Regions from separate parts of the Homo sapiens genome. Here region 1 is linked to region 2. A link is an interaction called in ENCODE POLR2A ChIA-PET data of the cell type or tissue named here. Cell type or tissue: MCF 10A. All regions are shown on one strand. Each heading gives the region's core, and the rest is flanking DNA. Links, peaks and the distances in the headings are about the cores only. Region 1 overlaps ERVK13-1 (endogenous retrovirus group K13 member 1). Region 2 overlaps PDPK1 (3-phosphoinositide dependent protein kinase 1).

What was found. ChIA-PET counts read pairs that join two places held together with the same protein. Peaks named below come from ENCODE experiments on the same cell type or tissue, not always from the same donor. Only the 100,000 strongest peaks of a DNase experiment are listed, where the experiment ranks them.
Region 1: POLR2A ChIA-PET joins it to region 2 with 6 read pairs; 3 of 35 experiments call an interaction of 5 or more read pairs at or near these places.

What each region holds. Positions count from the first base shown.
Region 1 is chr16:2,654,731-2,659,246 of GRCh38, reverse strand. It overlaps ERVK13-1 (endogenous retrovirus group K13 member 1), which reads left to right. Exons shown (of 3, transcript NR_040023.1): 3 at 1-858. Among named protein-coding and RNA genes, the nearest start is that of ERVK13-1, 16 kb to the left of the region's middle. In MCF 10A, for the core only: no CTCF peak of the experiment used is centred there; no DNase peak of the experiment used is centred there.
Region 2 is chr16:2,601,473-2,605,707 of GRCh38, reverse strand. It overlaps PDPK1 (3-phosphoinositide dependent protein kinase 1), which reads right to left. Exons shown (of 14, transcript NM_002613.5): 14 at 2,520-4,235. It also overlaps the pseudogene LOC652276. Among named protein-coding and RNA genes, the nearest start is that of FLJ42627, 35 kb to the left of the region's middle. RefSeq lists an enhancer at 1,797-2,136. In MCF 10A, for the core only: no CTCF peak of the experiment used is centred there; a DNase peak (open chromatin) is centred at 2,337.

The DNA.
Region 1 (4,516 bases), core at 315-4,314, 53 kb before region 2:
CTGGGCTACACATCCTTATAAGAGCACCCGATTCTGGTTTCTGTTTATTTATTTATTTTTTCGAGACAGTCTCGTTCTGTCACGCAGGCTGGAGTACAGTGGCATGATTTTGGCTCACTGCAACCTCTGCCTCATGGGTTCAAGTGATTCTCGTGCTTCAGGCTCCCAAGTAGCTGGGATTACAGGTGCGCACCACCTACATTATTTATTTATTTAATTTATTTATTGAGATGAGGTCTCACTATGTTGCCCAGGCTACTCAAACTTCTGGTCTCAAGGGATCCTCCCGCCTCGGCCTCCCAAAGTGCTGGGATTACAGGCATGAGCCACCGCACACAGCCTGATTTCTGTTTAAAGAGTTGGATTATACAGGGACCCACAGAATTGGGAACTGACAGTACTGTAGAGCCTGTGTATGAAAAAGATGGACAAGCCTGACATTAGCAGCTCACTGTTGAGCACACGGCCCCCTGCAGAATAAACAAGTGTGTGGTTTCCATCTGATGAAGGTGGGCATGTAGTTCCTGGACAGTCCAGTGACTTCCATCATTCCACAGACAAGATCAGATGCCCTCTCTACCAGCCACCGTGCTGGGACCGGCCCAATCTGTGTTTCAAATCAGCTTGTAGCACGCAGGGATTCAAAATATTTAAAGATGAGGTTTGAAGGTACGTCTGGAGACCAAGGACGTTAGTTCTGGAGGTCCCCGTCTCCTGCGTGTTTGCGGAGCTGGTGACAGTGCCCTCTCCCCGTGCTGGAGAGGGCTGAGGAGAGGCTGTGTGTCTCAGCAGGATGCCAGTCAGGATTCTTCTGGCTATGGGCTTATTTTTTGCAATAAATTCATCGTTAAAGTCCCATTCTTTAACCTGTTTTTTCCCTTTTGGAATTAATTCGACTGCAGTAGGAAGGGGTTGTAGCTGAAAGTGACCGCTGTGCATTGAATGCCATCAGAAAAGGCTGATGAGATTTGCAGGGAAGACTTGAAGCCTCACTGAAATGCGCCTGGCGTGTGTTGACCTTTGCAGTGGAACATGTGGGAAAGGGGCCCGCACTCACTTTTCAGTTCTGCCTCGGTGATTCCAGGAGCCCCGGGGTTGGGAGCGGGGACAGGACCTTGCTCCTGAGTCTTAGGTGTGGTGTCTCTCGCCCCTTGCTGCATTGGCGGGACCCTCGGTGCCGCGGCCTCAGTTGCAGGGCGGCCAGGGCTGCTCCGTGAAGGAGGCGCTCACTCCATGGAGCTGCAGGACGCTGCATTCTCCTCACTCTGGCCATTGCCGCTGTCCTTCCTGCTTCCCCTTTTCTGGTGAGGGAGGGCTCCAAGGACTTGCTGGCTGGTCCCCAGATGCCAGCACTCCTGCATCTTCCCCTCCTCTCCTGGCCTGTCACTTTGTTCCTCCTCTGTGAGGGGCCCAGGCTCGGATGCCCGGCCACGGCCTCTCTTTCCAGCCTGTGCGGCCCAGGTGGGTCCAGGATGTTCCCTGCTGCCCTGTTCTCAGCAGTTCTTGTCTTCTTCAGGCTTTTCCTCCTTGCCTAGAGAAATTTCCCTACATGGAAACCCCTGTGGCTGTACAGTCTTTTCTGACCAATCTGCTGGGTTTTTTGTTTTTTGTTTTTGAGACAGAATCTTGCTCTGTCGCCCAGGCTGGAGTGCATTGCAGTGAAAGTGGCAATATCTGGCATTTGTAGATGGAAGCTGGAACTCAGTACAGGTGGGAACGTAAGCGCCTGTCGTTGCTGAGGTGGGGCAGCAGTCAGTTGCCAGCGCGTGTTCAAACACAGGCTGATTCAACAGTTCCCGTTCTGGGAATTTAAGATCGGAAAATAATTAAAGTGTATGCAAAGATTTTGCTACTAGAATATTTGTCACAGCTTTGAAATAGGGGAGAACTGGAAATATCTTGAATTTCCCTCAGGCAGAGATAGGTAGAAACATTGTGGTGAAGTCTGTGTCGTCCCTCAGGATCTGTGGGAAATTGGTCCCAGGACCTCTCTCAGATACCAGAGTCGGAGGGTGCTGAAGCCCTTGCTCTGAAGTGGTATAGTGTTTGCATATAATCTGTGCACACCCTCCTGTGTACTCTGTCATCACCAGATTACATATAATGCCTAATGTAATGTAAATGCTATGTAAATAGTTGCTTTACTATATTCTTTAGGGAATAATGACAAGAAAAAAAGTCTGTGCATGTTCAGTACAGATGCAATTTCTTGTTTTTCTAATATTTTCTATCCACTGTTGGTTGAATCCATGCATGTGGAGTCAACCTATGGATGGGGATGGCAGACTGTACTCTCCTGACAGGTGGTTACAAAGTATTTCTATCTGAAAAGAGCTGGCTGCAAAGCAGCATGCCCAGTATAACTTTCCTCAGGCCCAGGGAAAAGCTTGGAGGGAGGTTCCCACAGAAACATTAGCAGTGGTTTCCTGGGCCAGTGGGATAAGGACCAGGCATTGTGCTAGCAGTGGAGAAACAGTGGTGAATAAGGTAGGTCTGGCTCTGTCTCCTGGAGCTTACTGGACTGAAGATGAACCTTTCTCCACTAATTTTTATTCTGAAAAATTTCAAAACTAAAGAAGAGTTGAACGCATAGTACAATGAATATCCCTAGCCTTTCACCTGGATTCTACCAGTTGTTAACCTTTTCCATATTTGCTTGTATATGTTACCCTCTCACCTCCCCAAATTTTTTTCTATTATTTTTATTATTTGAAAGTAAGTCACACACATGATAGCATTTCACCCCAGAATCCTTCTCCAGGTGCCTTCTGAGCTCAGAAGCTGTCTCCTCTACAACCTCATCATTATCACATCCGAGATAGAATTAACATTGCATTTTCTTTTTTTTTTTTTTTTTGTTTTTTTGAGATGGAATCTCATGCTGTTGCCCAGGCTGGAGTGCAGTACTTTGATTTTGGCTCATTGAAACCTCCACCTCCTGGGTTCAAGTGATTCACCTGCCTCAGCCTCCCAAGTGGCTGGGACTACAAGTGTGTACCACCGTGCCTGGCTAATTTTTGTATTTTTAGTAGAGATGGAGTTTTATCATAACATGGCATTTTCTAATGCAAAGGTGACATGCAGCCTTCCTCAGTGGTCCCCAGTCCTCCTCAAAGTCCTTTATAGAGACAGTTTTACTCTGTTGCCCAAACTGGAATGCAGTGGTGTGATCATAGCTCACTGCAGCCTTGAACTCCCCTGGGCTCAAGCCATCCCCCAGCCTTAGCCTCCTGAGTTGCTGGGACTACAGGCCTGTGCCGCCACACCTAGCTAATCTTTTTTTTTTTTTTTTTTGAGATGGAGTCTCAAACTTGTCACCCAGCCTGGAGTGCAGTGGCACGATCTTGGCTCACTGCAACATCCGCCTCCCAGTTTCACGCCATTCTCCTGCCTCAGCCTCCTGAGTAGCTGAGATTACAGGCATGCGTCACCATGCCTGGCTAATTTTGTATTTTTAGTAGAGACGCGTTTCCACCATATTGGCCAGGCTGGTCTTGAACTCCTGACCTCGTGATCCAGCCTCCTTGGCCTCCTAAAGTGCTGGGATTACAGGCGTGAGCCACTGCACCCAGCCTAATTTTTGTATTTTTAGTAGAGGCAGGGTTTCACCATGTTGGTCACGCTGGTGTTGAACTCCTGACCTCACATGATCCACCCAACTTGGCCTCCCAAAGTGCTGGGATTAGAGGCATGAGCCACCATGCCCAATCTCTGCACCATGCCCAGTATCCCTTAGTGGCCCTTCTGACTTTACACTGCTTTTCCCTCCTGACAGCGGGGCCCTGCTTTCGTGGTCTGTATCCTGCTTGAGCAAGGTGCCATGAGGCTTTTCCTAGGCCTTGACTTTGCTGTAGCTTCTAAGGTGTCCTGTGGCGGCAAAAGGGACGTGTGCTCTGTGGGTGGGTGCAGCCACCTGTAGAGCTGCAGCTATATCCCCAGGATGGTTGTGTGACTGATGGTCCTTGGGGAGCCCAGCAGTGAGGATCTCAGCAGCCCACCTGTCTCAGAGTCCCCGCTGTGCACCCAGGCCCAGGGCTCAGTGAGTGAGAGCTCTCCGACCTCGGTGGGGGCGGGGCTAATTGACCTTCAGACCCACCGTGTGCCAGTGCTGGCTGGCACACAGCACTGCTTGGACTTCCCCTGTGGGAAAGGATGGGGACAGATCAGTCTTTGGAAGAATGGAGCGCTGGCTTTGCTCAGCCCTGTTCTTGGGAAGGTTTGATCTGGAGAGCCGCAGCAGCCAGACCCTGGGGAGGCAGGTTAGTGAGCAGGCTCCCAACTTACGAGCTAGGAAGGCTGACGGCTGTTCATTTCCCCCCATGTGGACCTCATCGGGGGTCCTTCCTGAGGGCGAGCGCTAGGTTCGTCTGCGTTTCTCTCTCCCAGTTGGGCCTGACTCTGGACGCCAGGCTGAGGGAGTACACAGCTCCTTCAGAGCACGGGCTCAGACGCTCAGATGCTCGGAGCGCTTCCGGCTGCTTTTCCATGGGTAACTCACATGTTCTTCCTGCAGGCT
Region 2 (4,235 bases), core at 1-4,000:
AGCATTTTTTTGTTTGTTTGAGACAGAGTCTTGCTCTGTCATCCAAGCTAGAGTGCAGTGGTGTGATCTTGACTCACTGCAAGCTCCGCCTCCCGGGTTCTAGCGATTCTTCTGCCTCAGCCTCCAGAGCAGCTGGGACTACAGGCGCCCGCCACCGCGCGCGGCTCATTTTTTGTATTTTTAGTAGAGACAGGGTTTCATCGTGTTAGCCAGGATGGTCTCGATCTCCTGACCTCGTGATCCGCCTGCCTCAGCCTCCCAAAGTGCTGGGATTACACACGTGAGCCACCGCGCCCACCTTTTTGTATTTTTAGTAGAGACCGGGCATCACCATATTGGCCCGGTTGGTTTTGAACGAGATCCACCTGCCTGGGCCTCCCAAAGTGTTGGGATTACAGGCATGAGCCACCGCGCCCGGCCCATAATTTTTAACAAAGTCTTAAGGAACAGTAAAGCAAAGGGATCAACCACCTTAACTGTGCTATAGTTCATCAACTGGGAATCAAGTGCTCCAGTGCTGAATAGACAACCATTGCCTCAAAGAACCCAATGGACAAGAGCAATTTAAACTCTAATTTCATATACAAAACAGGAATGCTTGAGTAGAAAGGCAAGGGAGTGACCACTAAGCCCTGTTATTTAAAAAGAAAAACCAAACAGTAAAACACACACCCACACTTATAAAAGGAAAATCACAGCTAACAAACGCCTATTTCTATCCTGGGGATGACTGTCATTTCCTGGGAGGTCAATTCTCTGAGTAGAGGGCTTGGTCAAATGAGCAATGGAAACAGTTGGAAGTTGTGGGGAGGCACAGGAGGGTTGGCATCTCAAACCCTCATTTCCACCCACAAGGCTGCCTTAGCAGTAACTCCAGATTCTCATTTCCTGATCACGGTCATGCCATGCTGAGAATGGTCTCAGTCAGGCTTCTCAAACTTGAAGAGGGATCCGAACCTTTCTGGGAAGCCTCCTGCATGGCAAATGTTGGCTGCCAAGGCACAAAGCCAAGCGCAGTCATGTAAGCTCAACTGAAAGACCCCGCAAAGTTAGTATAAGGCTTGTGAACTGCCTTGAATAAATATAGGTAACAACTTCTTCAAACAGGCTTTTTTGTGAGTTTCAATCCTGCACAACTCCCAAGACACGGTTCCTCGGCTCCACAACTCTTGATAAATAAAGGTAGCAAAAGGTTTCTATTACCATCTACCCAACAGCATGAGCATTTCGCTTGATGAAAGACAAGCTGCAAACTAACCTGGAAATTCCTGTCCTTTTGCGAAGACAGTGGGAAAACTAAGCCAATTAGAAAGCAGATTGAAAGATTCCTTACCTGGCCCTTCCTGGACATCCCTAAAGCAACCCTTAATATGAGCAAAATCCCCTTCGAAAAATCACAGTATATACTATGGACGCATCTTCTAAGAGGTGCTGAGTGGGTGCTGCGTGCTGTGGATGGAAAGGATGGAGCGCCAACTCTCTAAATACAAGTCACCAGGGAAAAAAAGGGCCGCCCATATCAACCCCCACGTCAGCGTTAATTCAAACGTCCAGAATGTGAAACGCCAAGGGTTCTGTCTCCAGAGCCAGCAAGTACCCTGGGACAGAGAAGAGAAGGCGTTCACACACCCTGGGCAAAAGAACCTAGTGAGAAAAAGAAAGTAGAATCACAGCAAAGTCCGGGGTCTCGGAAGCCTCCTCCACCAAAGAGCAAAGAGGGCGAGGAAGAGACACCCCCAAGGTGAAGCGACTCAGGATTCTCAAAGGCAGTGGACACCAGGGCGCCATCCTTGCCCTCCCCTCCCAGGATAGGGGATCGGGGCAAGCTGGGGATGAGCTGGCGACAAGGGAGTGTTGGGCTCGAAGCCCGAGGAGAGTCGCCCTCTCCTGCTGAGCTCTCCTCGGCGTGGAGCAGGGCGTGTGCGGCGGCCACAGGCCGAAATGGCCCAGGCCCTTTCGACTGGCCCACGTGGTCCTCACCTTGTCCGAGTCCGGGTCGGGGTCGGCCTGGCTCAAGAGGTACAGGAAGGATTTCGGGTCCTGACACAGCGGCGTCTGCCCAGTGGTGAGGAAGTAGGTGCCGCCGCTGTAGAGCCGGACCCACTTGGACCTGCTGCTGGGGCGCTGGGCCAGGACGCTGAGCCCCGCGCTTTAAGGGAGGCACAAGAAGCCACCCCAACCCCGCCCCGAGCCTGCCACGGGCCAGCGGCAGGAGCTCGCAGTGATTCCCCGCCATGATCCCAGCAAGCCCCACCACACCTCCGCTTCACCGGAAGAGTCCGGCTTTTAATATCGCCCTTTGCGTTCTGTCCCGCCCACTGGTCAGCCCTTGTAGAACACCCGCCGGTCACATGGCAGGCGGAAGTTCCATCCGGGAAAAGCAGCCGGCTGGTCCCACTTCCGGAGGGAGTGAAACCGAGCTTGGGGCGCCAACGCTAGCGGGCAATGGCAGACACCCGCCCCCAACCGCGCCCCCACTCCGTGGCGGGGTCAAAGGAAGAGCCACGCCAGCAAACCTCTACACTCTACATGCTTTTTATTACAAGACTACTGACCATACGAGGAAAATTCATCATCTGGTAACTACACCTAAAGCACAAGTATTTGGAAAAAAAAAAAGGATAAACAGATTCATTAAATTATATGATTAAATCACTGACCCAATAGAAAATTTATATAATAAAGCCAGAAAAAAAGTTGTAAAATATAGTTTACAATAATTATTCACATTCAAGGCTGTACATCAATACATACAACAACGTGGCCCCGAACATGAATTCAATTCAAATAATTCATATATTAGAATTTAAATAACACAGACTGAACTAGAGGCCAACAATAGCCAGCAAATAACCTTATATAAGAATAAAAATACAAAAGTGTATATCCTAGTATCATTGCATTTGTTTTCATAAGTTCTTTTAATTTTTGCTTTGTCTGTACATCACAGTTACAGCTACAGACCAGGTAGAGAATATTACGCATGTTCTGCTTGCCACCCACCTGAAAGACGTACTAGTCATTTATCCTATTTTATGTTGTGAAGGAACAGCTACAGCAGCTCTAAATACTGTAACAATTTAATTTTGCCAACATCCAACTTACTTACAGTCGTAATAGAGGCTTTTACCAGCACAATGACCCCTATTCGTAGTCATTCTGCCAGGTGGTTAGGCTATGTGGGTTACACAGCTTAAAAAAGGTCTGCCTTTTGTAAAAAGTTCTCTGTACATAGTTTGGTGTTTCTTCATATGGAAGAAATGAGTTACGGGGAAAATTCAGGTACACACGTAGGCTCGTTCAGTTGCTCACCACAGCCATCTCAACAGATGAAAGTGCTCTTTGTTGGAAACAGCTTCCTCCTCACACCAGTTCTCCACAGGCAGCCTCATCTACAACCCTGCAATTTTGGGCCAGAAGTGGTGGCCCCTCAGAGGCTCTGAAGTGCCTCCAGCCCCGATTCAGGCACTTGCCACGTGTGCTGCGTAAGAAGGGACCCCCACCCAGTGAGTCAACATAGGCTCATGTCAAGTTTGAAAATAACTGGGGAAAAGTGTATGACAACATCTTCCAGAACAAAGTACCTTCACCGTATTCTCACAGCAGCTGCGATCTCTGAAGTCTCAGCAGTGACCACCCCGGGTCTGTCAACCAGCCAGGCAAGGGGGGGCCCTCAGGCTTCAGAGGGCAAGAAACCAAATTCCGTGCAATTTGGCCATAATCTCTGGTAGAGTGAAGCAGCACTGAACACGGTGCCTAGAAAAACCTCCTGCACGTTCCCCTGCACAATCAATGGACCCCAACTACAGTGGAGAAATGAAGAATCCAACCAAATTTGGGTGGTCTGGACTTGCTGCCAGCCAGGCAATCTGCAACACTGTGGGCAGGGAGTTGGGGGGGGCGGCCTGAAATCTACACCAGCTGGGACAACCACGCCCTACAATGAAAAAGCCAGCCTGGCTGCTGGGCTCTTGTGAACCACTAAGACCTGAAGGTGGGGCCCCACGGGTGGAAGGGGGAGACAAATGCACTCTTGTAAAACCCAATCAGCTACGTGGTTTTTTTCAAAGAGGCTTTGCTCTGCTACTGATTCCAAATGTCCTAATATACCTTCTGAGTCTATAAACTTAATTACAAATCACTCACTAAGCATGTGGCAAGGTCAGTTCAACACTTGTTATCTCTGCTGACTGTGCAGATGCAAATTCAGTACCATTGTGGACACGAAGTACAAG